Linked DNA regions of Homo sapiens: region 1 is linked to region 2. Evidence: read pairs that join two places in POLR2A ChIA-PET (ENCODE). Cell type or tissue: MCF 10A. All regions are shown on one strand. Each heading gives the region's core, and the rest is flanking DNA. Links, peaks and the distances in the headings are about the cores only.

Evidence for each region. Peaks named below come from ENCODE experiments on the same cell type or tissue, not always from the same donor. Only the 100,000 strongest peaks of a DNase experiment are listed, where the experiment ranks them.
Region 1: POLR2A ChIA-PET joins it to region 2 with 11 read pairs; 2 of 35 experiments call an interaction of 5 or more read pairs at or near these places.

The regions. Positions count from the first base shown.
Region 1 is chr11:102,904,605-102,921,067 of GRCh38, forward strand. No RefSeq gene overlaps it. Among named protein-coding and RNA genes, the nearest start is that of MMP12, 38 kb to the left of the region's middle. In MCF 10A, for the core only: a CTCF peak has its summit at 10,380 (motif pointing right); no DNase peak of the experiment used is centred there.
Region 2 is chr11:102,844,360-102,860,822 of GRCh38, forward strand. It overlaps LOC124902741 (a long non-coding RNA gene), which reads left to right and starts at 8,114. Exons shown (of 3, transcript XR_007062868.1): 1 at 8,114-9,952; 2 at 11,273-11,424. In MCF 10A, for the core only: no CTCF peak of the experiment used is centred there; DNase peaks (open chromatin) are centred at 5,172 and 7,172.

The sequences.
Region 1 (16,463 bases), core at 2,840-10,839, 62 kb after region 2:
AATAAGAGAAGGAGAAAAACAGGTATTAAAGGACTAAGAATTGGGAGGACCTAGGACATCTAATTAGAGAGTGCCTAAGGAGGTTCAGCATAGCCTTGCCAGCAAAGATTATTTATTTACTTTAAGAGCGGCGGTTTGGGTATAGCACCAGGAGATATCAGCTGTGATTGGAGAAACAGTGTAAACTGGCAGTGTAAACAAGAGCAGGGCATTTATGAGTAGTTGAGAACGGTGAATAGGAGTATTACTAGACAGAAAATAGTAGGGATGACAAGTTTTTTGGGGGCACAGTCTAAGTTGGTCTGGTGTCTGGGATGAGACTGGGGCCTAATAAAAAGGAGCATCTATACAGGAGCTCAAATGGGCTGTACCTTGTAGCATTCTGAGGACAGGCCTGAATTCTGAGAAGGGAAAGTGGTAAAAGTATTGTCCATTCCTTTTTAAATTGGTGGCTGAGCTTGGTGAGGTGTGTTTTTAAAAGACCTTTAGTCCGTTCTACTTTTCCTGAAGACTGAGGACTGTAAGGGATATAAAGGTTTCACTGAATACCAAGAGCCTGAAAAACTGCTTGGCTGATTTGACTAATAAAGGCTGGTCTGTTATCAGACTGTATAGAGGTGGGAAGGCTAAATTGAGGAATTACGTCTGATAGAAAGGAAGAAATGACTGTGGTGGCCTTCTCAGACCCTGTAGGAAAGGCCTCTACTTATCCAGTGAAAGTGTCTACTTAGACTAACAGGTATTTTTGTTTTCTGACTCAGGGCATGTTGAGTAAAGCCAATTTGCCAGTCCTGGGCGGGGGCAAATCTTCGAGCTTGATGTGTAGGGAAGGGAGGGTGCCTGAATAATCCCTGAGGAGTAGTAGAATAGCAGATGGAACACTGAGAAGTTGTTTCCTTGAGGATAGATTTCCACGATGGAAAGGAAATGAGAGGTTCTAAGAGGCGGGCTAGTGGCTTGTACTATAGCATAGCCTGCTTTTGCTGGTGTGTGGCCATTAGGCCTGGTGGAACTGCCATCAATAAACTAAGTGTGATCAGGGTAAGGAACAGGAAAGAAGGAAATATGGGGAAATGGGGTGAATGTCAGGTGGATCAGAGAGATAGAGTCATGGGGGTCAGGTGTGGTATCAGGAATAACGTGGGAGGCTGGATTGAAGTCTGGGCCAGGAACAATGGTAATTGTGGGAGACTCAACAAAGAGTGAGTACAGCTGAAGGAGCCGGGAAGCAGAAAGTATATGCATCAGGTGTGAGGAAGAAAATAGATTTTGGAAGTTATGAGAACTGTAGAGAGTGAGTTGAGCACAGTTTGTGATTTTAAGGGCCTCTAAAAGTACTAGGGCAGCGGTGGCTGCCACACACAGACTTGAGGGCTAGGCAAAACAGTAAGGTCAAGTTGTTTGGATAAAAAGGCTACAGGGCGCGGTCCCAGTTCTTGTGTAAGAATTCCAACTGCACAGCCCTGCACTTCGGCTGTGGGTAATGAAAAGGGTTGGGGTGAGTCAGAGCTAGGGTGGGGGCAGTCTCTAAAGCTGTCTTCAAGGAATGGAAAGAGGAGTGGGGAAAGGATTTAGGATCTATGGGGTCAGCTAGGTTTCTTTTTTCGAGATTATATAATGGTTTTGTTAGGATGGCAAAACCAGGTATCTAAAGTCGAAAGTATCTAACCATGCCTAGGAAGGAAAGGAGTTATTGTTTTGTAGAAGGTGTTGGGGTTTGAGAGATCAGCTGGACATGATCGGCAGGGAGAGCATGTGTGTTTTTATGAGAATTACGCTGAGATAGGTAACAGATGAGGAAGAAATTTGGGCTTGACTGAAGTAATGGGGGCTGTCTGTGAAGACTTGCGGCAGTACAGCCCAGGTAATTTGCTGAGCCTGATGGGTGTCAGGGTCAGTCCAAGTGAAAGCAAAGAGAGGCTGGGATGAAGGGTGCAAAGGAATAGTAAAGAAAGCATATTTGAGATCTAGAACAGAATAATGGGTTGTCGAGGGAAGTATTGAGGATAGGAGAGTATATGGGTTTGGCACCACGGGGTGGAGAGGCAAAACAATTTTGTTGATAAGGCGCAGATCCTGAACTAACCTGTAAGCCTCTAGGACAGGTAAAATGGGGGAATTGTAAGGAGAGTTTATAGGCTTTAAAAGGCCATGCTGTAGCAGGCGAGTGATAACAGGCTGCTACTTTAAATCCTTTTAAAGTGTGCTGTGGGATGCCATATTGGCATTGAGCGAGGTAAGGGTGATTAGGTTTTAATGAGATGGTAAGGGGTGCATGATCGGTCGCCAAGGAGGGAGTAGAGGTATCTTATACTTGTGGGTTAAGGTGGGGGGATACAAGAGGAGGATGCAAAGGAGGCTTTGGATTGGGAAGAAGGGTGGCAATGAGATGTAGCTGTAGTCCAGGAATAGTCAGGGAAGCAGATCACTTAAAGTGTCTCGGCCTAATAAGGGAACTGGGCAGGTGGGGATAACTAAAAAGGAGTGCTTAAAAGAGTATTGTCTAAGTTGGCACCAGAGTTGGGGAGTTTTAAGAGGTTTAGAAGCCTGGCCGTCAATACCCACAACAGTTATGGAGGCAAGGGAAACAGGCCCTTGAAAAGAAGGTAATGTGGAGTGCATAGCCTCCGTATTGATTAAGAAGGGGACGGACTTACCCTCCACTGTGAGAGTTACCTGAAGCTCGGCGTCCGTGATGGTCTACGGGGCTTCTGAGGTGATCGGGCAGCGTCAGTCTTCAGCCGCTAAGCCGAGAAGATCTGGGAAGGAGTCAGTCAGAGAGCCCTGGGCCAGAGTTCCAGGGGCTCTGGGAGTGGCTGCCAGGTGAGTTGAACAGTGCGATTTTCAGTGGGGTCCCACACAGATGGGACGCGGCTTAGGAGGAATCCCGGGCTGCGGGCATTCCTTGGCCTAGTGGCCAGATTTCTGGCACTTGTAGCAAGCTCCTGGGGGAGGCGGGCCTGGAGGAACGTCTGGCCACTGCGGTTTAGGTGTTTGGAAGTTCTTGTGTGCTCGAGATGTGGCTGGGGTTTGTCTCACAGTGGAGGCAAGGAATTGCAACTCAGAAATGTGTTGCTACTTGGCTGCCTCTACTCTGTTATTGTACACCTAGTAGGCGAGGTTAATTAAGTCCTGTTGTTGGGTTTGAGAGCCGGAATTTAATTTTTGGAGTTTTATTTAATGTTGGGAGCAGATTGGGTAATAAAATGTATATTGAGAATAAGACGGCCTTTTGACCTGTTAGGGTCTAGGGCTGTAAAGCATCTCAGGGTTGCTGCCAAACGAGCCATGAACTGGGCTGGGTTTTTATATCTGATGAAAAAGAGCCTAAACGCTTCTGATTTGGGATAAAGAAAAAGGAGCATTAACTTTGACTATGCCTTTAGCTGCAGCCACCTTTTTAAGAGTAAATTGCTGGGCAGGTGGGGGAGGGCTAGTCACGGAACGAAACTGTAAGCCGGACCAGGTGTGAGGAAGGGAGGAGATAAAAGGATTATAGGGTGGAGGAGTGGAGGCTGAGGAAGAATTGGGACCTAGCTCAGCCTGGCAAGGAGGGGAGAGGTCAGATGGGTCTGTAGAAAAGGAAGATTAGAAAGACTTAGCAACGCTTGGGGTTGGGACTGGGGACAGGCGGGAGGGAAAGAAGGAAGATTTGGGATGAGTTGCTTCAGGAACAGAGACTAGGGAGGGACCGATGTGTAAAAGAATGCCTGGACATCAGGCACTTCAGACCATTTGCCCATTTTATGATAAGAAGTATTTAGATCTTGTAGGATGGAAAAATTGAAAGTGCCATTTTCTGGCTATTTGGAACTACTGTCTAGTTTGTATTGGGGTCAAGTGGCATTTCAGAAGAAAACAAGATGCTTAGACTTTAGGTCAGGCAAGAGTTGAAGAGGTTTTAAGTTCTTAGGAACACAGGCTAAGGGAGAAGAAGGAGGAATGGAAGGTGGAAGTTTGCCTATAGTGAAGGAGGCAAGTTTAAAGAGAAGCGTAGAGACATGGAGGGAAGGGGCTCGGGGGTTCTTACCCTTCAGAAAAGCGGGAAAGGGGTCAGGGCATGGAAATAAGGGGTTGGGGTGCAGAGATAAGAGGTCAGAATGTGGAAATAAGGGATTGGGGCACAGAGATAAGAGGTCGGGGTGTGGAAATAAGGGATCAGGGCACAGAGATAAGAGGTTGGGTCATGGAAATAAGGGATTGGGGTGCAGAGATTAGAGGTCAGGGCATAGAAATAAGGTATTGGGGCACAGAGATAAGAGGTTGGGGCATGGAAATAAGGGATTGGGGATTCTTGCCCCCTAGAAAAGTGGGACTTGCCACTAAGGGTGAAGGAGAAGGTGTTGAGGGGTTCTTGCCCATCCAGAAAAGCAGAGAAGGGGTAGAGACATGGAGAGAAGGGGTTGGGGTACTTGCCCCTCTCCCAGAAAAGTGGGACTTGCCACTAAAGGTGAAGGACAAAGGCAGGCGTCCCTGCATGGTCTGACACCTCTGAAACATGGATGAATAATCAGAGAGGCGTCCCTGCAATGATTAAACACCAAGGGAAGGCTGCCTTCCCAGTCCATGACCGGCGCTGGAGTTTTGGGTCCATGGATAAAACGTGTCTCCTTTGTCTCTACCAGAAAATGAAAGGAATTGAAATTAAGAGAAGGGAGAGATTGAAGTGTGGCGCCAAGATTGAAAGGAGAAAGAGGGTGAGGGATAGTGAGGGAGGTTGCAGAAGAGAGTAAAAAGAGGCCGCTTACTGGATTTGACATTGGTGAGATGTTTCTTGGGCTGGTTGGTCTGAGGACCTGAGGTCATAGGTGGATCTTTCTCACAGAGCAAAGAGCAGGAGGACAGGGGATTGATCTCCCAAGGGAGGTCCCCCAATCTGAGTCATGGCACCAAATTTCACGCACGTTTGTGTGAAGAGACCACCAAACAGGCTTTGTGTGAGCAATAAAGCTTTTAATCACCTGGGTGCAGGTGGGCTGAGTCTGAAAAGAGAGTCAGTGAAAGGAGATAGAGGTGGGGCCGTTTTATAGGATTTGGGTAGGTAAAGGAAAATTACAGTCAAAGGGGTTGTTCTCTGGCGGGTAGGAGTGGGGGTCACAAGGTGCTCAGTAGGGGAGTTTTTGAGCCAGGATGAGCCAGGAGAAGGAATTTCACAAGAGAATGTCATCAGTTAAGGCAGGAACAGATGATTTTCACTTCTTTTGTGGTGGAATGTCATCAGTTAAGGCAGGAACCGGCCATCTGGTTGTGTACGTGCAGGTCACAGGGGATATGATGGCTTAGCTTGGGCTTAGAGGCCTGACATTTTGTTTTTGAGCACAGGTTAAAATATTTTAAGGGAATCATAATGATCCCACTGCAATGTGTTACCCATAGTTATGACAATAATATCCGGAAGCTTACAGAGGTTCAGTTTGTTACACAAAAGAGAATCTTATGTTATGCATTTATGCATAGACCTGGGTATTGGGATTGGTATAAAATAGTGGTTCTCATAATGTGGTCCCCAGACCAGCAACACCAGTGTCCCCTGGAAATTTGTTAGAAATTTTAATTCTCCAGTGGCCCTAGGCCTAAGGCTTCAGAATCTCTGGTGATGGGACTCAACAATCTATATTTTCTGATATGGATTAAAGCTTGAGAGCCGTTGCTTTAAAATAGTCCTTCCACAGTGTGGCGATTCCTCAAGGATCTAGAACTAGAAATACCCTTTGACCCAGCCATCCCATTACTGGTTATATGCCCAAAGGATTATAAATCATGCTGCTTTAAAGACACATGCACACGTATGTTTATTGCATCACTATTCACAATAGCAAAGACTTGGAACCAACCCAAATGTCCAACAATGATAGACTGGATTAAGAAAATGTGGCACATGTACACCATGGAATACTATGCAGCCATAAAAAGGATGAGTTCATGTCCTTTGTAGGGACACAGATGAAGCTGGAAACCATCATTCTTAGCAAACTATCACAAGGACAGAAAACCAAACACCGCATGTTCTCACTCATAGGTGGGAATTGAACAATGAGAACACTTGGACACAGGAAGGGGAACATCACACACCGAGGCCTATTATGGGGTGGCGGGAGCGGGGAGGGATAGCATTAGGAGATATACCTAATGTAAATGACGAGTTAATGGGTGCAGCACACCAACATGGCACATGTATACATATGTAACAAACCTGCACGTTGTGCACATGTACCCTAGAACTTAAAGTACAATAAAAAAAAATGGTCCTTCCATTTTCCTATCACCTTTCTGTCTGGAATGGAATGTGCTTCAGAAGGGATAGCCTCAGACCCCTTCCATTTCTTAGGGTCTTTTTTCCATCCCTTCCTGCCTGCATCAATTCCTGCTCAGCCCTAACTCTACTGGAAATGAAGTGTCAGGTCTCTCCAGCATTAGCTTCCTATTCAGATGGAGGGTCTACAAGATCAAGAAAACTTTCTGTTGCTAATTTTGACTTCATCTCAAGGCAAAACTAATGTAATATTTTGCTATAAAACAAACAAATAAAAATATGCTTTTCCTAAAAGGGGAAGAATGAAAAAGAAGGAAATTGGTTCTGTCACAAAAGTTTATGGTTCAATAAAGCTAAATCATCTGCCTGCTTTTATTGTATAGAAGTGAGTGTCAGTCTCCAGGTCTTGTTGAAGAGCAGCAGAAATGCATTCTGAAGCTTTGTTGATTTATGCAAATTTTGAGTTGCGTTAAGTGAGGATAATTAGAGTAGGAGTAAAACTGTAAGTAATTCTCATAGTGTGGCCCCCTACCAGAAGCTTCTGGTAGGCATGCTTCAAAAAAAGAGAGAAGAGAAGGACTCCTAAGCTGATCTCATCACCACACTCTTTAGGAGCTACTTAAATTTTACCAAGTAATTTTCAGTCACACATGCATCACTCTAAAACAATGAGCAAAGTTTTAGTTCAAAAAGAAAACTTTTAGATTCATAGGGAAGGGGGAGCTTCAACACTATCTGTAATATTGTCTTTCTGTGATAAGTATATTAAATATTTGCCAAAGAAATAAATTATTATAGAAATATTAAATATTATAAATTACTATATATAAAGGAGACAGCCAAGTATAAAGGGGCCACCAGAGCATCTCCAACCAGCCTGCGCACTGGGAGAACGGGGTGGAGCCACGGAAGTTTACGCCATTTGTAGTCGGAAGGAGCCTGGCCCCTCCTGTTCCTGTGCGGAAACCTGGGATTCAATTGGTGAGGTGGAGAGCCTGTTAGCAGGGCTTCATCGCATTTTGCTGTGTTGTTTTTCCCTTTCAGCCAATACATTCTGTTCCTCTTCACCCTTTAAAGTGTCTGCAAGCCTAATCTTTGTCAGGCCTCTGAGCCCGAGTTAAGCCATCATATCCCCTGTGACCTGCACGAACACATCCAAATGGCCTGAAGCAATTGAAAAACCACAAAAGAAGTGAAAACAGCCAGTTCCTGCCTTAACTGATGACATTCCACCATAGAGATTTGTTGCTGCCCCACCCTAATGATCAATTGTCCTTGTGACATTCCTTCTCCTGGACAATGAATCTCAGGAGCTCCCCACTGAGCACCTTGTGACCCCTGCCCCTGCCCACAAGAGAACAATCCCCTTTAACTGTAATTTTCCACTACCTACCCAAATCCTGTAAAGCTGCCCCACACCTGTCTCCCTTTGCTGACTCCTTTTTCGGACTCAGTCCGCCCGTACCCAGGTGATTAAAAAGCTTTATTGCTCACACAAAGCCTGTTTGGCAGTCTCTTCACACGGACACGCATAACAATCTTTCTTGGTCGTGTGACAAGAACCCAGTTTTTCCTACAACATAAATATATTTAATAATATACTGTACATACATATATAATAAGTTATTGTTAATAGAAATAAAACAACAGCTTGAAGCAAATATAACAAACACTGTCAACGTCTGGGCCTGCAGGATATCAACTGTTGCTTTTCTTTCATGACAGTGGATGGTGGATGAGGCATGGAGGAGAAAGATATCCTATGATTCATCAGTAATAGTGGTTGTAAGGAGAGCTAAGGTGAGGAGCCCAAGAGAACAGAGCCAGAAGCTAAAGCCTCCTGGAAACTAGAACTGGAGAAACAAGAGGAAATCAGACCAGAAGCCCGCTAGGGTCAGGCTTGTGAACAGGAAAGCAAGTGGAATGAGATAGGAATAGATGAGATGAGGTGGCTCCACTCTAATATAGTTCTTGTACCAAGTGAAGAACTTTGAGAAAATTAAACACAGTGGGTATAAATATGTGAATAAGGAACATGACATTTATTGAAGGCATAGTTTATGTTGGTCATTTGCTAGGTTCTATCAACTGCTAAAAGTGGAAATGAGTAATGTAATTATATTTGAGAGTAAAAGTGAAATGCTGTAAAGAAACAGTTTTGTTGGCATTTCAAGTCTCCTCAAAATTGATTGGAATGAACACAGATTGCTAGTAATCAGCCAATTAAGAAAATGTGTAGGAAAGAATTGATGAGAAATTATTATTTGAATAACAACACTTAGACAAGGGAAGTGTGTCATTTGTTAAGCTCTCATTAAGCCAAGCACTTTTCATGTGACATAAGCATTATTATTATCCCCTTTTGCAAACAGAGGTAATGAGCCTCAGACTACCCAAGGCCACACAGCTTCTAACTGGCAAAGTCAAGATTCAAAAACAGGAGCTAACTCTGAAGCCTAATTTTCTTAACCACTTTGACAGTGAATTGTCAAAGGACATTCTATTCATTTATATATTTTTTAAAATTACTGAACGTTATTATGTACCAGACATTTTTCAGGCACTGAGAATGCAGTGATGAATGTAGAATGAAATTTACTTTTTATTTAGAAATGATGAACCCTGTATGATATCTTCTCCATGGTATTGAAAATTTTAGAATTTGGTTAAAATCATACTTGAGAATAGAAAGAAAAAAAATTTAAACCAGAGGTAAGCACAGACCATACATTCGAAAATTTTGGCCTATTTTAGTGGCTCACGCCTGTAATCTCAACACTTTGGGAAGCCGAGGTGAACAGATTGCTTGAGTCCAGGAGTACAAGACCAGCCTGGCTAATATGGCGAAGATCCTATCTCTACCAAAAAAATATAAAGAAAAGAAAATTTTATCGATACAAAGCCGTATTCTAAATGGAACTTAATGATACATAAATTGCTGGGTATCAAGGGAGAATATCCAGGAGAGTTTAGGTTATATCGTTGTTTGGATTTTTTTAAACTTTTTGTTACATTAATTTTTTTATTAGTTTATTTTAAGTCATATTCATTGAAGTATAATTTACATACATAATTATGTATAATTTTCATACAGTAAAATATGTATAATTTTCATACAGTAAAATTTATACTTTGCTGAGTGTTGGCAAATTAAGATGCAAACCACAAAATATAAACCATCTAAGGGGTTATGTCAGCAAGATAGCAGAATAGGAAGGGCCAGACTCTACTTCCCTGCGGGGAGACACTGAATCAACAAGAATACATAAATCAATTCCCTTTATAAGAAAACCAGAAACAAGTTAGGAGGTTCCTGCACTTCAAGGGAAGGCAAAACCAGCCTCACTAAAGCCAGTAGAAAAACTCATGGCACTCACTCACCATAGTCCTTTCTCCCATTTCAGTGTGAATTATCAAAAGAAAACTTCTAGCTACTGTCTTCTGCTTGCGGAGGGAAAGAGAAGGCTAGACAGTACATCCAACATTCAGACTCTTTAGGGGGCTGGTCAAGGGACTGGTTTCTGTCTTGCCTGAATCTAAGTGCAGACAGGAAAGAGTGTCAGGTTGAAGGCTGCTAAGAACAAAGGTGAAGATTTGCAGCACTCACTTGATGTACTTGCTCCTCCTGGCTCATTGTAAAATAAGTAGGAGAAAACCACCAACTCCTGGCTTTTCCCTGGGGAGGAAAATTACTGGAGCATGTGTTCAATGTTCTAGTTTTTCAGGGAGCTGCCAAGGGATTGGTTTCTGTCTCACCTGTCTCAGAGCACTGACAGGACCTGACAATATAGAGATGTAGGGACCACTGACAACAAAAGAATTGGGCAGCTTGATACTGCTTAGGAGGACCTGTGGTATAGCAGATAGAGGCCAACACAGCTCCATAGCCTCCTCGTTGGGGTAGAAAGAGAAGAATTCCATGTATGTCCATGTTCCAACTATTCTGGGAGCTGCCCAAGACACTGGTTTCTGTATCCCTAGTCTCACAGCACTGACAGGACCTGGAATATGCTAGAAGCCTGGAGGTTGCTAAAGCCAAAACAGAATGGGGCAGCTTGAAGCAGCTCCAGAAAATCTTCAGTGTTGCAGACAGACACCAGAGGGAGCAAGAGATCGTGAGCTCCTCCAAAAATAAACTGGCAAATCCCTCTAATTCAGAATTTATGTGCTCAAAGACAGAGATAATGCACCCACAGAAAAAGTTTGAGAGACCCCCAGAATCTCTAGCTGGGATAATTGGTGAGGGTATTTTCCTGTTCAAAGTCAGCCCATAAAGACTGGGAGAGGTGGCTGTTTTTTCAAATGTGTAGATCCCAACACAGTTACAAGGCATACAAAGAAACAGAAAGCCTGGCCCAATCAAAGGAACAAAATAAACCTCCAAAAAATGATCCTAAAGAAACAGAGGTATATGAGTTGCCTGAAAAAAGTCAAGATGTTATAAAGATGCTTAAAGAGCTCAAGAAAGTGATACATGAACAAAATGAGAATGTCAACAAAGAGAAAATATAAAAAAGATCCAAACAAAAATTCTGGAGCTGCAGAATACAATGTGAAGTTACAGTGGAAAGATCTTCCTCTATGAAGAAAGTGGGCCCTCACCAGGCACCAAATCTGCTGGCACCTTGATGTTGGACTTCTCGATTTCCAGAACTTTGAGAAACAAATTTCTGTTGTTTATGAGCAACACAGTCTAAGGTGTTTTGTTATAGTAGCCCAACAAATTAAGATAAGGGGTTCGACAGCAGACTTAGTCAAGCAGAAGAAAGAATCAGTGAACTCAAAGACAGATAAAATAGACTTTAAGTCAAAAATCATGACAAAAGACAAAGAAGGACATTATTTATTGATAAAAAGGTGAATTCACCAGCAAGATAAACAGCTATAAACATACATGCAACCAACATCCAAGGACCCAATTATATGTAGCAAACATTGATAGAAGTGAATAGGGAAATAGCAGTACAATAACAGTGGGAGATTTCAATACTCAACTTTTAAAAATGAGAAAACATTATTCACATGCAAAAAATGTAATTAGACCCTTATCTTATACCATACACAAAAATCAACTCAAAATGGATTAAAGACATATATATATGACCTGAAACTACAAAAACTCTAGAAGGAGACATAGGGAAAAACCTTGATAACATTGGTCTTGACATTGATTTCTTGGATATGACCCTAAAACCACAGGCAACAAAAGTAAAAATAGACGAGTGAGACACCATCAAACTAAAATGCTTCTGTGTAGCAAAGGAAGCCATCAACAGAGTCAACTTATGGAATGGGAGAAAATATTTGCAAACCATATATCTGATAAGGGATTAATATCCAAAATATATAAGAGACTCTTACAACTCAATAGCAAAAATAACTGATAACCCATTTTTTAAAAAAATTGGGCAAAGGACTGAATAACCATTTCTCCAAAGAAGACATACAAATGGCCAACAGGTATATGAAAAGATGTTCAACATCACTAATTATCAGAGAAACGCAAATCAAATCTACAATGAGATATTACTGCACACCTGTTAGGATAGCATCATTAAATAAAACAGAAAATAACAAGTGTTGACAAGGATGTGAAGAAGTTAGAACTTTAATATACTGTTTGTGGGGATGTAAAATTGCGCAGCCACTGTGGACAAGAGTTTGAAGATTCCTCAAAAATTAAAAATAGAACTACCAAGTGATCCAGCAATACCACTTTTGAATGTTTATTCAAAACAACTGAAAATAGGATGTATTTGCACTCCCATGTTCAATGAAGCATTATTCCTAACAGCCAAGATGTAGAAATATCCTAAATGTCCATCGACAGATGGATGGTTAGAGAACATGTATTAGCCAGGTGTGGTGACTCACGCCTGTAATCTCAGCACTTTGGGAGGCTCAGGTGGGCAGATCGCTTGAGGTCAGGAGTTTGAGAACAGCCTGGCCAATATGGTGAAATCCCATCTCTACTAAAAATACAAAATATAGCCAGGCATGGGGGCATGCACCTGTAATCCCAGCTACTCAGGAGGCTGTGGTACCAGAATCGCTTGAATCTGGAAGGTGGAGGTTGCAGTGAGCTGAGACTGAGATTGTACCACTGTACTCCAGCTTGGGTGACAGAACAAGACTCTGGAAAAAAAAAAAAAAAGAGAGAAAAGAAAAAGAAAGAAAGAAGGAAGGAAGGAAGGAAAAATGTATTATAGGCTGGGTGTGATGGCTCACGCCTGTAATCCAAGCAATTTGGGAGGACAAGACAGGCAGATTACCTGAGGTCAGGGGTTCGAGACCAGCCTGGCCAACATGATGAAACCCCATCTCTGCTAAAAATATGAAAATTAGCTGGGCGTGGCAGCAGGCGCCTGTAATCCTAGCTACTTGGGAGGCTGAGGCAGGAGAATCGCTTGACCCCGGGAGGCAGAGATTGTAGTGAGAGTGAGCAGAGATGGTGCCCCTGTACTCTAGCCTGGGCAACAGAGTGAGACCCTGTCTCAAAAAAAGTGAAAATGTAGTATATAGGGGTGTGTGTGTGTGCGTGTGTGTATATATATATACATATATATATGTGTGTATATATATATATACACACATATATATATGTGTGTATATATATATATATACATAAAGATATATTATTCAGCCTTAAGAAATAAGGAAATCCTGTTAGAAATCCTAACCTTGAGGAAATCATGCTAAATAAAATCAAACTTTAGGCACCTTGAGGAGATCATGCTAAATAAAATAAACCAGTATTAGCGGACAAATATTAAATACCACATGATTCCACTCAGATGAGGTATCTAAAATAGTCAAACTCACAGAAGCTGAAAATATAACAATGGTTGTGCCAGGGGCTCAGAGGAAGGAAAAAATGCAAAGTTGCATTTCAGTGTGCCATGGTCTGAATGTTTGTGCCCCACCCCCAAAATTTCTTTGTTGAAATCCTAATCCCCAAGATGATAATATTGGGGATTAGGAGGTGATTCGGTCTTGAAAGCAGGGCCCTCATGATTGGGGTTAGTGCCTTATATGAGAGACCCTCTTCCCCTCTGTGAGGACATAGCAAGAAGGTGTTATCCATGAACCAGAAACTGGGCCATCACCAAACACCAAATCTGTCAGCACCATGATCTTGAACTTAGCCTCCAGAACTGTGAGAAATACATTTCTATTGTTTATAAGCCACCCTAAGATATTTTGTTGTAGTAGCCTAAACAAATTAAGATAAGGGGTTCAACAGTAGACTCGATCAAGCAGAAGAAAGAATATAGTTTAACCCAGCATCGAAACTTCACGTGACACCCAAGCATCGCTTCAACAACCTAGGCCATATTGTCCTCCGGTAAACATCACGTGCTAGATTAAAGGAAGACATAGCCATTTCCATTACCTCAGAAAATTCCTTTCGCCCTTTCGCATCAGTCCCTCTCTCCCACTCCCAGCCCCTGGAGACCATTGATGTGGACATTTGTACTTTCTAGAATGTCACATAAGTAAATTAGGCAGTATATAACATGTTATGTCTGAATTCTTACCAGTAATATGTTTTTAAGATTCTTTCCTATTGTTGCATGTACGTGGTTTGTTTCTTTTAATTGCTGAGTGGTATTCCAGTTTGTTTTGACTTTCTCAAGAATTCGATTGAAGTCCAATATGTAATGCTATACCAAACATCTGTAATTCATGTTCCCCCAAAGCAAACACAATACCTAAGAAACAGAAGTGATATGGAAACACAGGAATTTCTGATGGAAGTAAATATCCGAAGTCAGGCTGCTTTGTTGTTGGATGATTCTGTTTTGTTGATTCTGTACACTTTTCTTTCAAGGGCTGTGGTGGATTGAGGAGGTTACTCTTGAAAACCAACTTTTCTCCTTCTAAGGCAGGGATAACACCAATGTGTGCTGTCTATTGTTTAGTGAAATAAAACTCTAGCTTACTAACGGAGGAGGGAAAAGAGCAAATTATAAACCTCTCATCCAAGTTACTGGTTCTCGAACCTGCCTAAGTATCAATTTCCCATTAGAAACTTAAAATATAAACACATGCCAATCTCCACCCTTGACTTTGACATTGGAATCCTCAGGTTGGCGCTAAAGTGTGAGTGTTCGAAACGTAGTTCTGGCCGAGCATGGTGACACTCACATGTAGTCCCAGCTACTCAGGAGCTGAGGCAGGAGGATCACTTGAGCCCGGGAGTTTGAGTCTGTAGTGTACCATAATCAGGCCTGTGAATATCCACTGCATTCCAGCCTAGGCAACACAGAAAGACTCTGTCTCTAAAAATATATATAAATAAAAAGAAAAAAAGAAAACATAGACCTCTGGTGATTGGTTCCAATGAATAATCAAAGTTGAGAAATCCAATATTTGAAGCTTTTCTTGATTCTGACAACTTGAATTCTCTAGTTAGAACAAATTCAAGCTTCAATTTTTCTCATCTCTTTTCTGCTCTTTTCCCAAGGTGGAACAAAGACTGAGATAGGTCATTTTAGAGAAGCCTTTGATGCCACATCCACATTTTGTAGAACTAGGTTCAGGAAGGTGGGACCCATAACTCAAAAGAGTCCTGGGAAAGCCCATTATCCAATTCTGCTGCATCCTTTCAGAGGAAAGGTGAGTAAGGAGCCAAGAGTAGGCGTGAAAGAAAGATTGAGGTCAACCTACTGGTTCACTTTTTTTTTTTTTTTTTTTTTTTTTGAGACAGAGTCTCGCTCCATCATACAGGCTGGAGTGAAAAGGCAAAAATCTTGGCTCACTCTGCAACCTCCCCCTCCCAGGTTCAAGTGATTCTCGTGTCTCAGCCTCCTGAGTTGCTGGGATTACAGGTATGCACCACCGCATCTGGCTAATTTTTGTATTTTTAGTAGAGACAAGATTTTGCCATGTTGACCAGGTTGGTCTTGAACTCCTGACCTCAAGCGATCCAGCTGCCTCGGCCTCCCAAAGTGTTGGGGTTTCAGGCGTGAGCCACTGCGCCCAGTCTGGTTTACTTTTGAGCATAGCACACCACTCAGAGTGGTAGGTACCACGTAACATTATGAAGTATAACTAAGGCTGTATGACCAAACTGCTGGACTAAAAAATGACCAATTCAGTATTTAGGTCAGCTTAAGGACATGATGATAGAAGCTCTATAACTAACCTTCTTTATTTCTCTATAGATTATACAAAGATAGTCACTAAACTTGTCTGAACTATTATGCAATGAAAAGGAGTTTATGTGTTGTCTACAAATAGACACAGCTTATTTTTCCACTGTCTTAATTTTATTACGACGAATTTCGATCATTGTAGAGGAAATGAAACCCAGACACATAATGTATTACTGTAACCATAGTAAATTCACAGTAAAAAAAGCTGACCGCATCTTCCTAAATAATGTGAAAGGCTCTAAGTCATACACTGAAGTAGGAAGAGTTCTTATTTTTTTCTTCCTCTTTTGCAGAAGTCAGAATGGTTTAGATTACATTCTCACACATTTTCACAGCTGGCGTATTTTAGGTGGGAATGACAATAATTGCTCAAACGACTGTTTAAAAAAAATTGGTGCAAAAGTTGCATCCGGTGGCCAAGATAGGGGTATGGGATGGGGGAAAGAGCACGTACAGGGCATGGAGCTGAGCACCTCCTCTGCTTGCAGTCACTTCAGAGCTGCTGCTCAAAGTGGTTTCCCGAGCAAAAGTCACCATGCTGATATAGACGTGTGACCTGCCATTGCGACCACAGATGATTAGCTCAAAGAGTGATCCCTCACCCAAGGCACTCGTGGTGGGAAAATAGTCTCTGGAACATGATCACGAAAAGTCTGCCCAACAGAGAGGCTCCACACTGAATAGTGACTGGTCAACCAATTGGATTCTCTCTCAGAGAAAGCTTGAACATGGGCATGTTGGTAAATCAATAGAGACAGAAATAGGATCACTACAAGTCCACCTTAAAAGTTTGGTTACTCCTGGCCAGACACCGTGGCTCATGCCTGTAATCCCAGTACTTTGGGAGGCCAAGGCAGGCAGATGGCTTGAGGTCAGTAGTTTGAGACCAGCCTGACCAACATGGTAAAACCTGAACTCTACTGAAAATACAAAAATTAGCCAGGTGTAGTGGTGGGCACCTGTGGTCCCAGGTACTTGGGAGGCTGAGGCATGAGAACCGCTTGAACCCAGAAGGCAGGGGTTGCAGTGAGCTGAGATGGCACCACTGCACT
Region 2 (16,463 bases), core at 1,572-9,571:
CCTTGTCTTCTACACATGTCTTATTCTCTTTCAACCTTTTCCCCTCCTCCCTAAATTCAAATTAGCAGATGCTTTGAAGTTGAAGAACAGAATCCATCCTAAATTTTCTCTTCATGCTCTTCTGTTTTCTTCCTTTCCTTTCTTTTCTGTTTCTTTGTCAAGTAAAGTGTTGCTCACATTATTGGTGTATAATAAATGCTTGAATGCAAGACTCTAAACATATTCAGAGGAAGACATTTTGTAAAACTTTTATAGTCCTCTTGCCACCTGCCACCATCCATCTCCTCAATGCTTCCCTGATCACCACATTTTGTTTGTTCTTTCTTTCTTTGCTGACTTGCTTATTTGTTTGCTAAAGGGAAGAACATCTTGGGAGTAAGAACTCAGTAGAATGATGGATACAAATGTGCATTTATTAGACCTTTAATAAGTGCCCATTTTGCTTCCTCTCATTTATAACTCTTTTGCATTTTCTTCTTTGCTTTATTTTTTGTGTGTTTCTTAATAAACATTGGAGAGATTTTACCCAATAAGTTTAAAGGGATTTCTCTGTGGCAATAAGATCCCTATGACTGAAGATGCCCACACAGTTGATAGCCACTTGGCAGGGGGCTATACATCACATTTAAGCCTTCATTTTTAGACTAGATTATGTCTAAAGACTTTTTCAAATTTTATTTAAAAAATAGAGACAGAGGTTTCACTATGTTGCCCAGGCTGGTTTCGAGCTCTGGGCTCAAGTGATTCTCCTGCCTCAACCTCTCAAAGTGCTAGGATTACAGACATGGGTCACGGCACCTGGCCTAAAGACATTTTAAAACTAGTATTCTATGGTTCTCCATTCCTTTGATGGGGGGAAAAACCATGTCTTGTCCTGATTGAAATACAGGGAAAATATTTGGCCACATTGATATGAGGACAAGGAGAACAGAGTGGTGGCAGTGATGTGAATTCCAGGAAGAAACAGTGGAGCCCAACAGATAAAATATTGAGAGGTTAAAAGTGTAGAAGCTGTGGCAGCTCTAATTCCTTCTATATTAAGGTTTATCCTTTGTAAATTTTCTCTGGAGTTATAACTTATAAAACATATTTAAAGTTTAGAGGAAAGCCTGATAGATAATATGTTTGCTTTTCCAACTGTTAAGATGTGATTGGCAAAATGGGCCATGCTGTTCCTGAACTAAATACAAAAGTTTGCTATATTTTAAAACAGCTTCGACGACTTCCCTGAAAGATGTTTCCCAAGTCCCAGGAAGAGTCATTAATCATTGTTCAATGGTACCTTGTACCTGCCTCTGCTACTCTATTTTCCACACTGAACTGTAGTGAAATGGTTTATCTGTCTCTCTCATTCTAATGTAAGCTACTTGAGGGTATGGACCATGCCTCATTTGATTCTGTATTCCTAGTACTTAGCATGGTATCTGATATATAGTAGGTAACCAAAAATTACTTAGAGAACTAAATAATATATTAGTTATGAGTGAAAGGCTCATAGCAAATGTCAAACAGGTAAATTAAAAGTCAAAAAATCCAAAAATCATGCAGACATTTCTAGATTTGCAGATTCTACATGTCATATATACTAAATACTCTAAAAACTAAATTTTTTAGAAGTTGTATTTCCACAAGAAAAGATCAAGCTATCATCTAAAATCTCTCTAATATATAATTGAAGTCCTCATTCATATGTCTGCAGAACACTCAAACTAATCTTGTAGAACCAGAAGTTTTCTAACCGTGCATGAGACAGTCAAATTGCATTTTGTAGAGTATGTTTTAAAAATCAATGCAGTAATGAGAAGGAATAGGTAAAATTAAAGAGCAACTGAGTGTAAGAAGGAACGGAGGGAGAAGGAGGGAGAAGAGAAAGGGGGAGGAAGATGAGGAGAGGGGAGGAGGAGAGCAAACACTCCAGGTGTAGAGGGAGGAACTGAATACTAGCGGAAAAAAAGTGGGCATTTCCAGCAAGAAATCAAAATGACTGTTCCACAGAACAATCATTTGTTATATGGTTAAATAAATACAAGGGTCAGATAATGGCTAGTTTTATAAATCTGACCTCCCAGGGATCAGCGGCTTAGAATTAAATTTACATTCAATCTAATCCTTGGATTTAAAAACTGGCAGTGATCCCAGGTAACATTCTATCTCGTAACTTTTCACATTTGTCTTCCTATTTGTCACACTTCTCCATGACTAATCAGACATGATTGTGCAGGATCCTTGCTACCTCTAGCTGATAACTGATATAATCATTATTTCAGCTATACATTCATTTATCAAGTATCTGAGTCTCAAGGGCTTCAGAATACCCAAACTAAGAGTATAGATTTGGAGATAAAGTTTAGAAAATTTTAGTAAAAAAAAAAAAGTGAACAAACTAGCTGTTTAAAAGCAGGAAAGAAAGAAGAAAGGAAGGAAGGGAAGGAGGTATAGGAAGGAAGGAAGGGAAGAAGGTAGAGGAAGGAAGAAAGGAAGGAAGGAAGAAAGGAAGGAAGGAAGGAAAAGAGGGAGGGAGGGAGGGAAGGAGGGAGGGAGGGAGGGAAGGAGGGAAGGAGAGAATATAACCTAGCCAAGGAAAGAATCCCCTATATAATTAATTCTATAAGAAATAAGCCTGGTATGGTGGCTCCTGCCTATAACCTCAGCACTTTGGGAGACTGAGATAGGAGGACTGCTTGAGCCCAGAAGTTGAAGACCCACCTAGGCAACATAGGGAGACCTCAGCTCCACGAAAAAATAAAAATAATTAGCCACTTGTGGCAGTGCACACCTGTAGTCCCAGCTATTTGGGAAGCTGAGGCAGGAGGATCACTTGAGCCCTGGAAGTGAGCTGTGATGGTGCCACTGCACTCCAGCCTGGGCAAGAGAGCAAGACCCTGTCTCAAAAAAAAAAAAAAGTAAAAAGTTGTACACGAATTAAGCAGAAGGTGCTTGCTTACTTTAGGTGTTTCCTTTAGAAAAAACTCATAGATAAAGTAGCAGATAAAGTGAGCCTGGAATGATCTGGAAATGGAGGAAAATTGCTTCTTGGCCTTTTGGCTAAGAACAAGGGTGGAAATGGAGGAAAATTCAGTAACAGAGTATACAAGTATGCAGAGTCAAGAAAGACTCTATATGGAAAACGTCAAAGAGTTACTTTTTATTGAAATAAAAGGTATGTGAAGGGTAATAATGGAAAATAAAAAATAAAGTTGTGAAAAGATAGGTTGGAGTCCAGTCATAGAAGACCATTAGTCTGTAGCTAAGGTGCTTAGAGCTTATTCCATTGTTGGTGGAAAGCCATGTGATATGGTCTGGCTGTGTCCCCAACCAAATCTCATCTTGAATTGTAACTCCAACAATTCCCACATGTCGTGGGAAGAACCCAGTGGGAGGTGATTGAATTATGGGGGTGGGTCTTCCCTGCGCTGTTCTCATGATAGTGAATGAGTCTCATGAGATCTGATGGTTTTAAAAATGGTAGTTTCCCTGCACAAGCACTTTTTTTGCCTGCTGCCTTCCACGTAAGACATGACTTGCTCCTCCTTACCTTCTGCCATGATTGTGAGGCTTTCCCAGCCACGTGAAACTGTAAGTCCATATTAAACCTCTTTTTCTTTCCAGTCTCTGGTATGTCTTTATCAGCAGTGTGAAAACAAACTAATACACTAGTTTCTACAAAACATTTTAAATAAATTTTACATACTTAAATAAAACGTTAAATGTTTATTATAGAAAATTTAGAATATATAAAAAAGTACAAAGAAGAAAATAAATCTTTTATAGTCATGACCCAAAAAGAAAAACACTACTAACAGTATTAACTATGTATTTCCTCTAATTTCTTTATACCTGTGTATTCTTTTTCACATCATGCTGATCATGGGAGTTTATAAAATTTCATCTATATTTTCCACAATTTTGAATATCACTAGCTGGACAGAAGTACTAACAAGGCAACATATTCCATCTGAATTATAGGGCCATGTTGCTCAGACTGGTTTCAAATTCCTAGGCCTGAGTGATTTGCCCACCTTGGCCCCGCAAAGTGCTAAGATTACAGACATGAGCCACTATGCCTAACAATAAAATATTTTGATACTGGTATGCAATATGTAGCAATCACATTGGGGTAAATGGGGGTATTCATCACCTCAAGCATTGATCACTTCCTTGTGTTACAAACATTCCAACTTATTGTTTAGTTATTTTAAAATGTACAATAAATTGTTGACTGTAGTCACCCTGTTGTGCTATCAAATACTATATAATATTCATTCTAACTATATTTTTGTACCCATTAACCATACCCACTCCCACTACCCCCCACTACACTTCTCAGCTACTGGTAACCCTCATTCTACTCTCTATCTCCATGAATTTAATTGTTTTAATTTTTAGATCCCACAAATAAGTGAAAACATGTGAAGTTTGTCTTTCTGTGCCTTGCTTATTTCACTTAATGTAATGTCCTCCAGTTCCGTCAATGTTGTTGCAAATGACAGGTCTCGTTCTTTTTCATGGTTGAATGGGACTCCACTGTGTATATGTACTATGTTTTCTTTATCAATTCATCTGTTGACGGACACAGGTTGCTTCCAAATCTTGGCTATTGTGAATAGTGCTGCAGTTAACATGGAAGTGTAAATATCTCTTTGACATGTTGATTTCATTTCCTTTAGATAAATATTCAGTAGTGGAATTGCTGGATCATATGGTAGGTCTATTTTTAGTTTTTTGAGAAACTTCCGTACTGTTGTCCATGGTGGTTGTACTAATTTACATCCTCACCAAGGATGTATGAGGGTTCCCGTTTCTCCACATCCTTGCCAGAATTTGTTATTGCCTGTTTTTTGGGAAAAAAGCCATTTTTACTGGGATAAGATGATATCTCATTGTAGTTTTGATTTGCATTTCTCTGATAATCAGTGATGTTGAGCACTTTTTCATATCACATAGGTTTTCATAGTTGAAATCAGACTATATATTCTGATTTTTATGCCTATTTGCCATAGAAACTTTCAAACATTCTAGTTGGAAGGGGAATTAGAATAGAAAAGGGATGAGGCACAGGTAATTTCTGCACGTGATGGCTCAGTCTTTTTTCATTTATAAAAGCATAATGACTCAGATCACTCCACATGAGTGGTAAAAATGTTGAAATCTATCACTTAAATACTTTGAGAATGACAATAGCTTTTATGTGGCTCCAGGCAACTCTGTTTTTATGGAGGGAAAGAGCATTTTGTAATATTCTTGGCACAAATATTCCAGTTATGTAAAACAGAGTAACATAAAGTTTTCAGTGGTTCTCCAACAGGCAGTATATTTCATCTGGTTGTAGGGTAAAATAATGATGCTTGATAAACAATTTTTCTCATATGAGGATTAGAGTGGAAGCAGGAGAACAGGTATGAAAAACATTACGGATAAAGCTTAACTCCAGGCTGTCAAATCCTGAAAAGACACTTTTCAATCAGAAAACTGACTTTTTCAAACAAGTTCAGTAAACGTAGCTCCATTAAGCTTTTCATAGCCTGACCTATGCATTCTGGAAATGTTCGCTTTTAGCCAGTTGGCAATTGTGTGTCTTTATGTAAACGTTTTCCAAAGGTGGTTCAGGAGTGAAATTTACTGATTCCAGCATGTCTGAGAATGTCTTTTGTTAAAATATCCTATGGGAAATATCTTAGGTGAATATGACACTCAGTTCACAATCGTTTTTCTCTCTTCCAATATCAAAACCTGTTCAGTAGAGATACAGCTTCAGTGTTTTCTATTATAGTTGATAGAAAAATATATGTCCTGGACCCTGAGAACAAATATCTTTCTAGATCTTTCAGATGACAAGAGGTTCTTCAGGTTTCGTGAGACAAACATAGACAGGCTTCTGAATATTTTTTCTAATATAACTTCACTGTTTTTATAAAAACTGGAAAAATCATTCTTAAAAAAAGCTTTTCATTTTATGTGCTCTAGTGCAAGTTTGGGAAAGGCTGCTTCAGTGGCTACTAAGGAATTGTCCTCTTAGACTGAAAATTTTCTATGTGTTGCTCTTGATCAGATAAATGACATCAGAACTGTGTTTCTGTGAGATTTATCTGGTGGCAGTGATTGAGATGGATTAGAATGTGAAGCAAATGAAGTTGACTATTTCAGGGGCTGTTATAATCTTCCAAGTGAGGCACAAGGGCAACCCGAAGGACTGCAGATATAAGTAAAAAGAATTAAGAAAGGAAAGTGATATTACAGACAGAAAAAGGACAGGCAAGAGTAGAAAGGCATGGCTTGGCATTGAGGCTTGTGAATTGGGAAGAATTGGAATGAGCTAGTCTGTAGTTAAGGTTGGGGTCCTTTCTTTATGACTTGGCAGATCTTTGTCTGGTGTGGAAATAAACAAAGACCAACTAAATAGGAAGAAGCAAAGGCTGTTTATTCAGAGCTTGCCATAGCAAGGGTGTCAGCTACTGTTGCTTGTGTTTTGGCAGAGACTCAAAGACAGGTGAAGGAGAAGGAAAGCTTTATAGTGGAAAAAAATGGGGATAAACTGGAGGCTTTGGAATGGGGATGCTATAGGGAGGCTAACTAGCTGTAGGCATCCTGTGTGATTGGTTAGGAGGGCATATCTTTCTCTAAGTTGGAAGCAGGGACAAAAATTAGGGATGCTGTCAGTTATTAATCAACTCTTGGTCATTTGGGGCCAATTGTGATAGAAGTTATTGTTTAGCTTCCTGGATTGTCACTAGAGGTAACAATCTGGCAGTGTGCAAATCTGACTTGCAGCAGGCTGGCCTGTTTATTGTAGACAATAAATTCGCCTATTTATTGTAGACAAGAGGATTGGTTTCCTGGGCAGTTTGCCGCAGGTTGTGGGTCAAAGTTATATATATATGATCTGGCAGTTGTCCATTTGTACATTCAGTTTCTCACTGTAAAATTGTCTCTTAATTCCATGGCTTAAGCATCTCTGTAAAGGATGAGTCCTGGGTATTTCCTTGGCTCAATGACCTCTTCTTTTGCTACTCACATAATTTTTGCTTAAACTCCGGAATTCATAAGTGCTTCATTCCAGAGGTTAGATTTCTTCAAATAGTTTTAACCAGTAATGCTCGTTGCCCTGACAAATCTGTGGTAATGGTCCTAGGCGCCGCTTCACCTCAGCTCTGACACAGCTCATCGTCTTCTGAGTCATGACTTCATGAATGCTGACACATCCTTTGAATGGGTCACATTATGTAAGAATGACAGAATGAAAGTTTGTGTTGTAGTAACAGCTAAAATTAAGATTGGATGTACACCAAGGCAGAGCTCACTCATACAACTCCATAGAGCTGCTGTTGGTGAGCCAGCTTATTCCACATTAACCCATGTGGTGGAAAGAATGGAACCAGGGTTCTAAACTTTCATTATATTTTATAGTTTTTGGTAATTAATGACTTTGAATCTTCTCAGAGTGTGTAATGTGGTCAAACAGACATATATACGTTTATATACACACATATATGTGTGTATATGTCTACATATGTGTATGCATACATGTACACATATATATACATGATAGTTTTCTCCTTTCTTAAAGAACACAATATATATATATCTATGCATTGTCATTACTTTTAAAATTCAAGTTTCTCAAAGTTTTGTTTTTTACTTAATACAAAAGTGAACTGGTTCACACTATTATATATATGTACACACTATATATATTATATATATATACACACACACACACAAGTTATATATATATAACTTGTCCTTTAAGAACATAAATATATATATAACTTATTTTTTATTTCATTTTATTTTATTTTTTTTGAAACAGAGTCTCGCTCTGTTGTCCAGGCAGGAGTGCAGTGGCATGATCTCGGCTCACTGCAACCTCCACCTCCTGGGTTCAAGCGATTCTCATGCCTCAGCCTCCTGAGTAGCTGAGGTTACAGGCATGTGCCACTACGCCAGGCTAATTTTTTGTATTTTTAGTAGAGACAGGGTTTCACTATGTTGTCCAGGCTGGTCTTGAACTCCTGGCCTCAAGCAATCCACCCGCTTCAGCTTCCCAAAGTGCTGAGATCACAGGCATGAGCCACCATGCCCAACATATATATATATATATATATATGAAAACACACACACACACACACATATATATAAGTTATATGTATATACAACTGTCCTTTAAGAAAGAGGAAAACCACCATATATTGATCATCAGTTATGTACCCAACACGTTACATATATTATGTCTAATCTTTACACCCACATTGCAAGGTAAAGATTATATCTCCATTTCACAGATAAATAAATTGATCAGAAAAAGTCAAAAGGTTTATTCAAGTTCACGTAGACGGTAAGTAGCAGAGATGTACAAACATTGTCCAATCAAAACCAGAACAAACAGAAATAAGAGTTTGCAGTCTTTAGACTTATCTCAACTCCTGCTTCTTATCTGTTTATAACACTTTCTTGGCCTGGACTTAACCCTTTCTATAAATTTTATCTTTCAAATTTTCATATTCTTGAAAACAGAAACCTGGAAATGTCTCTTAACTCAGTGTCTAATGGATAATTAGCATCAATTTTCGGGGTACCTCTCATCATTTTTCTAACTTCCTTCCCCTCTCTTTAAGCTTGGTCTTCTCTGCCCATCATCTTCCACTGGTGCTGCCCGAATGTGACCCAGTTAGGACCCAAGTCTATGTGCAGTCATTATGTGTCACTATGATTCAAAAATACAAAGCCTCCTCATTCACGAAGATTAGTAAATATTCCAAATCCTGGGAAAAGAACAAAATCTTTCTGACTGTGAATTTGTAAGCACTCATCAACGTCAACAAAATCCAACTCTAAGGTTCTGAGCATACACATCCAATCCAGTACCTTTGTGGTTTGATACACATTTCACAATCCTTTTTTGTTTTGAAAGTCATATTTTATTCAATTATAAGATGGGAACATGCTGTTCAAGATCATGAATTTAGAGAATAAGTGGAAAAACCTCTCCTCAAACCTCACTTACGTTCACATCTCTCTTAGTATTCTCATGGTAACTTGACTGCTCCAAAAATTACAGAGGATGTTGATAATTTACCAACTTTTACATTTTGTACCTAATAATTGGGCCAAATAGTATCAAAACATATTCCTTGTTAACTACAAGATTATCAGCCAAAAGAATCTAAGTGCTATAGTAGAAAAAGCATGGGTTTTGGGGTTAAACAGCCCCCAGTTAGAATCCTAGTTTCTGTACTCAGTAGCTCTGACACCAAACAAATTGCTTATCTTCTCTGTGCCCCTTTTTCTTCACTCTTAAAAATGGCCATTTAAATGTCTATTTTATGGGCTTGATATAGGTAACAGAAATTATGTAAGAACTTCTCAGAAAATAATAAACATGATTATTCATAGCCATCAGATAGCTAGAATGAGGGCCAAAAAAAAATGAGTTATGTCTAACTTTGGATGGGCTTAAGCAGTTGGGAATGAGGGCAATATGGGGAAAACGAAGAGTGACCACATGAGTTCTCTTCCTTCTCGACAAGTCAGAGTGGTTATTAGGGGATGAATGTACTTAGTGAGGAGGAGAGCAGCAAAACTGGGAAATTCTGGGTCCAGAAGAAGTTGAGATGTGAAGAAATAAGTTTCTTTCTTTATTTATTTCAGCCTACTAAGTGTCAGAGGCTTTACCTACTTAATTCTCAGAACAAATCTAAAAGGCAGGTATTGTTTTCCCTGAGAGTCAAAGAGGTCAATAACTTGTCTAAGATCACACAGTGAGTCACAGAGCAGATTTTCTAACTTATCAAAATTGTGGACTTTGTATAACCAGTCACTGCCCGGAACTCTGCCTTTCAAGATATTTGCAACAGGTTGAGACAAGCCACACCTTCACTTCCTGCAATATAGCAGACGATATATTCTGAAGGACTGTTTCACCATGAAACAACTACAATCTTTTTTTTTTAATTAGGTAAGCACTCAAATTACTTTTATCTAATAAAATAAGCAGGAATTTTAAGCGTTTGCTGTTTCATCTTATACGTTATTTTTCCTGGGCCTTCATTTATAGGGTATAAAACTTTAAGGAAACATTCTCAACTAACATTCTTATTAGATGTAAATGATTCATATTACAAATAATACTAACGTAAGCATTGTCATTACTTTTAAAATTCAAGTTTCTCAAAGTTTTATTTTTACTTAATACAAAAATGACCTGGTTCACACTATCAGCTGCCCAACAAACTGTTTAAAAAAAATTCTTTGTTAAAGAGCAGATTACAAGAAATGCTTTCCATCTCTTATTTAAAAAAAAGAAGATTCTGATACACATAATGAATCTAAATCAAAATTCATAAGTGGTGGCTGAAATCCTGTCAACTTTCAGTCCAATACTATAGAAATCCACAGTTATAATGCATAAACAATTCAAAATTAAAGTTTATAGTGGAAATGTCAACAAGTCATAACTAGTACACATTATTACTGATGAGTTGCACTATACTTCAAGCACAGTAGATGTGCATATCTGATAGACAGACTGCTTAGAAAATTAAAGCTATCAGAGCTATAAAAAAGGAATACACAAATATGAACATAGCAATGCCAAAGGATTTGAGCCGTTAAAAAAAAGTGAATAATGAGGTCAAGAGATCGAGAGCATACTGGCCAACATGGTGAAACCCCATCTCTACTAAAAATACAAAAATTAGCCAGGTGTGGTGGCTGGCACCTGTAATCCCAGCTACTCAGGAGGCTGAGGCAGGAGAATCACTTGACCTGAGAGGTGAAGGTTGCAGTGAGCTGAGATCGTGCCACTGCACTCCAGCCTGGTGACAGAGTGAGACTCTGTCTCAAAAAAAAAAAAAAAAAAAGTGGATAAGATGTGATGTAAACACATCTGATAGATCTCTCTGTAAGCCACTGTCCACTGATTTATAAAGCTATGGTTTTATAATTCTTTTAAAAAGGAATTTTTTTCTACACTGATGCATACAGTAATTTCATTGTACATTCTTGACTACAACACAATCTTCAAATCCTCTTGCAGAGCTTGTATGTATCATCAGAATTTCTCCAGAAAGTCAGCTTGCCATATTTTCAGCAGCCTGTGACAGAAAAGAACTTCTTAAACATGGCACTGTAGAATAATAGGCTGATTAATTTAAGTACATCAAAATTAATTTCAAATGATGTCAGCTGGGATGGTAGAGTAAGGACCTTTAAAATGTCCTTTTCCATAAAAACAAGAACATTGGCAGAAACAAAAAGTCAAAATCAACTTTTTCAGAATCCTGAAAATGAATCAACTGCATACAACAATCTTGGCAGCAAAAAAAGTGGCTCAATGTTCAGAGAGCTGCTCAACGGTGGTCTTGTAAATGAACAACCCACAATTACAATGAAAACAAGCAACCTAGCAGCTGCTGGCATCCAAATAAGGTAAGAGCTCTTTCAAAGCCCTATCCGAAGAATTGTCATTATTTGACCTGTCTGCCGGTTTCCTGGAAAACACCACTCACAAGGCTTGTTTTTATTTAACCTGATTCAGAACACACCCAGTGCAATCAACATTTTCCCAGGTCATTTGTCAAAAACAATCAGCAGTAGTTGTTTAACATCATAGCTGCCCGAGCAGTTAAACATTTGATAATTCCAAAATGTAGTCATTCCACATTTAGGAATATACCATACAGAAACTCTTGCATTTATGTTTTGTAAGTTGGATGGAAATCTACTGCCTCATCTGTAATAGCAAAAGACCAGAAATAACCCAGATGGTCATTGGACAGTAGAGTGGATAAATTGTAGTATATTCATATAATGTTTTATAACTTTATTAAGCATTCAAACATATAAAATGCTACAACTATACTTAGTATTATCAAATATTACAAAAATAAAGTATATATGAATTTTTTAAAGGGAGGAACTATTATCTACTTAAGAACCAAAATATGAGATATAAAAAGTACATCTGGGGAGATGAAGACCAGTGAAGTCTGGACTTGCTTGTTACTAGAAAGGTAGTTAGGATTTGTATATAAGACCAAGAGTGCGGCAGTTAAGGAAAAAAGACATGAGGAGCGAATGTGCAGAGGGGGCCACTGGTATGACAGGAGAGATTCAATATGAACGTATCAAATCATTGCACAACTCTAACAGTACATTTATCAGTCACTGTTTTATGTATGTGTCAGTGGTATAGATACATACATATATTATATGAAATCTCTAGCATTTAATAGCCACACTTCACAGATGAGTAAACCAAGATTCAGCAGATTAAGTGACCTTCACAAAGTGATGTGGTCAGATGAGTAGCAGCACTGGTATCCAAATTCATCTTGGATACTTTGGTCTTTTTAAATAATTGATACATTTATAATTATGAAATGCTCCTCTGTATACAGTGAGTCTCAAACTGTAGCATGAATCAAAGTCACTCGGAGGGCTTGCTTGATGAAACAGACTTCTGGACTTCAATTTTAAATTGATTCAGTAAGTCTAAAATGGGACCTGAAATTTGCATTTCTAATAAGTTCCTGATTTATTGATGCTCCTGGATAAGGAACCACATTAGGAAAACCAGTTTCATATCTAATTTAGCTGTTATTAATGTACCCATTCCATCTTTCTTATGATTAGTGTTTGCATGGTATATTATTTTCATCCTTTTACTTTTAAAATAAATGTCATTATATTTAAAGTGGTTTTCTTAGAGACAGGAAATAGTTTCAGTCTGACAATCTCATTTCATTAGAGTGTTTGGACAATTTATAATTAATGTAATTATAGATATGATTGGACTGAGATCTATTCGCTTGCTATTTGTTCCTATTTGTCCCATCTGTTCTTTCTTCCTTTTTCCTCTTTTCAGATCTTCTTTTGGATTAATAGAATAATTTTCAGTATTCCATTATATCAACATTATTGGCTTATTAGTTATACCTCTTTGTCTATTTTTAGTGGATTTTTTTAGAATTAAAATTTTTATCTCTATCTTTTCAGAGTTTACCTTCATATAGAATTATACCACTTCAATTATACCTATAAGAATCTCACATCTATATTTTTTCTCACATCTATATTTTTCCTCACATCCTTTGTGCTATTGTTGTCATACATTTATTTTACTTGTATATATCCTGTCAACTCCATAACACATTTTTATTTCTTTGCTTCACATAGTTATTTTTAATAATTAAACATAGAAAACTGCCTTTTATATTTACCTATATATTTACTCATTATGATGCTCTTCGTTTCTTTGTATTGATACGTTACCAGTCATTACCATTTTCCTTCTACTTGAAGAACTTCCCTTAACATTTCTTAAGGGAATAACTTCCCTTAACAATTCTTAACAGAATTGTCTTCTGACAGTCAATTCTCTCAATTATTGCTTGTCTGAAAAAGTCTGCACCATTTTTTATTTTTGGAAGTTGTTTTCACTAGATATTGAATTCTAAATCGATAATGCCTTTTTTCTTTCAACATATTAAATGTGTCACTCCATTGTCTTCTCTCGATATGTAAGTATATATATATTTAGAGAGATTTATTTATGTAAATATAAATGTTTATATAAATTTTATAATGTTTAATAATATAAGATTATGTTTATATAAGATTACATTTTATAAATATAAATAAATATAAGTACACATTATTTCTCTACATATATAGAAAAAAGTCAATAAATGTTTCTAAAATATATATATTTTAGAAATATATTTTTATATATATATATATATTTATATATATGTAAGACAGGGTCTTGCTCCGTCACCCAGGCTGGAGTGCAGTGGTATGATCATGGCTCACCTTGACCTCCCAGGCTCAAGCAATCCTCCCAACTCAGCCTCCCAAGTAGCTGGGACCACAGGTGTGTGCCACTGCTATTGGCTAATTTTTTGTAGAGACAAGGTCTCCCTGTGTTGCTCAGGCTGGTGTCAAACTCCTGGGCTCAAGCCATCCTCCAACCTCAGCCTCCCAAAGTGTTGGGATTAGTCAAGTGATTTACAGATCAGTTTGATCTTTTCAAAGTTTGATTTTAAGTTTTGTTTAGGGTGGGTCTAGTGTACCCTTATCTGTAGGAATAACTGAGTCCTACTATTAAAGTGGCTTCACTGATTTCCCCAGGTGTTAAAAGACATCTTGCCATTCAGGCTGGATGAAATTCAAACCTCTCCTAGCCCTATGTAATCTCTGAGAATTGTTCAGTCTACAGTTCCTTGGTGGTGCATATGCAGTTCAGTATTCATCAGCAGACTCAAGGGGTCTTCTCTCCCAATTTCTGGAGTGCATTCTCTATGTAACTTCCTCCTCTTCCTTACTTTTCCCTGAAAATTATAGCCACCTCTAACTCCCTGAACTTTAATCTCTATCTCTCAACTCAGTGAGACCACTGCATTCTACTTGGTTCCTTTCCCCTGTGCTGTGTCCTGGAAATTACCTAAAGGGAGAAAGCAGGCAAGACTTGGGGGCTTGCACCATCCGTTTTCTTCCTTCCTGGACTATTTCCTACACTACCTAGTGCTCAATGAATGAAACCATCTTTTTCATACATTTTGTTCAGTTTTATAGTTGATCACAGCAAGAAGCAAAATCCAGTACTAGTTACTGCAATATGACCAGAAACAAAAGTGATCCTCGGATATTATATTTATATACTAACACAAGAAGAGACAAGAGCTTACATTTTAATCCTCATGGATTGGGAGCTGTCTTGCATAAATCAGCAAATCCTTTTTCTATGGTATATTACGACCTCCTTAAAATATTTTGATGTTCTTATACCATAATGCTATAATCTAGAAAATCACCCCAGAGATGATACATATTGGAAAGACTATTACTTATGGTCCTCCTAAGATATCCCATTAACTTCCAAGTTGCGACCTTCTACCTACACACTAACCACTTCAACATTTTAATTTCTGGTTCAGACACCTTTATTGGGCCTTGACCCCATCCCGTTACCTACTAGACATCTCCCCCTGGCTCCCCAGTTTCAACAGACCTAGTTATTTCCTTTCCATCAATCACACCACCATCTCTTCTGCAACCAGATTTTCCTTCTCTATTCAAAGTCACTTCTTAAACCAGATGCTTAAAAAAATCACCCTATACTATTCCTTTTCAGCCATACTCCATATGCAAAGCAGTCACCAAACCTTATGATTTCTCCCTTCTAGCTGTTGCTCGCATGTCTTCCCCACGTCTATAATTTAGGTTTCTAGTATTTTTTGCATGGACTAGTACAGTACTATGGTAGCTGTTCTTCTCTGCACATTGCCTTAATTACTTCTGACCTATCTTCTATATTTCCATTCAAAAGATATTCTAAGATGCAATTTGGTCTTTATCCCTATTAAAATCCCTTCAATAAAGCCATATCATTTATGAGATAAACATAAAGTTTCATGACAATAAATTTTGTTAATGACCTGGTATCTCCTTCTCATCTTTTCCCTTTTTGTTTTATGCTCCAATTTTACAAAAATATTATTTTAGTGAGTCTTTGAGGAGGCTCCATTTCCACCTGAAATCCCTTTAGCTACATCTCCACCTAACAAATCCCTCTCATATTTTAAAAACACATCTCAAATGTTGTTTCCCATAGGAAATGTTCTGTGGCCCCCAAATCTTTTTGCAGAGATATAATTACCCCTCTATTTTGTAAATGCTTCTATTGATCTACTTATTACATTGCATTATAATTTGTTTATATGTCTTGTTTGTCTTTACCATATTTTGTGCCTTTGAAGACATAGATTCCTAGTCATCTTTGAATCCCTCATGCCTATCACAGGGACTCAAATCTAGTATTAACATCAAAAATGTGAATCTGGGAAACTTTATGCAGCCCAAACATGGTACATCCTTTCCTTTCTCCTGTAAAGGCACAGGATTCCTCACTATCCTATTACAGTATAAGGGGAGAAGCAGAATCAGAAAGACGAAACTACAGTTCTGGCAGGCTTGAGAAATTGTCTACTAATTTAAGGTTTTTTCTACTTGTAGTCCACAAGGTAGACAGTCCTGTTCTCTTCCTTGTTGACTAATTTGTGCTAAAGTATAATTTTTAAAGGCTAAAAATATGATTTTATGCAAATATGAAATGAACTTGTTAAAGATATTCTTTAACTCACTAGCTAATGAGGGAATCAGTTCAAAGAAGGGCCTGAAGAACAGACATATATACAGTAAGGAATGTGAAAGAAATTTCCTAATGATATAAATAGGTAATATCTTTATAGGACAGCAAAATGTAATGTTTGAGAGTATCTCTTCTATCTGGCACAAATGAATTTTATCCCTAAGAAGTAAGATTTATTTGCATTGATATAGAAAAAAACCTTTCGTGTAACTGTCAGTTCTCTACTATTTCTACCCTTACAGATTTATAAACTAGTCTACCCAATAAAAAGTCAAAGATGCATACCCTCATAAAATCAGTTACTCCAGAATATTAG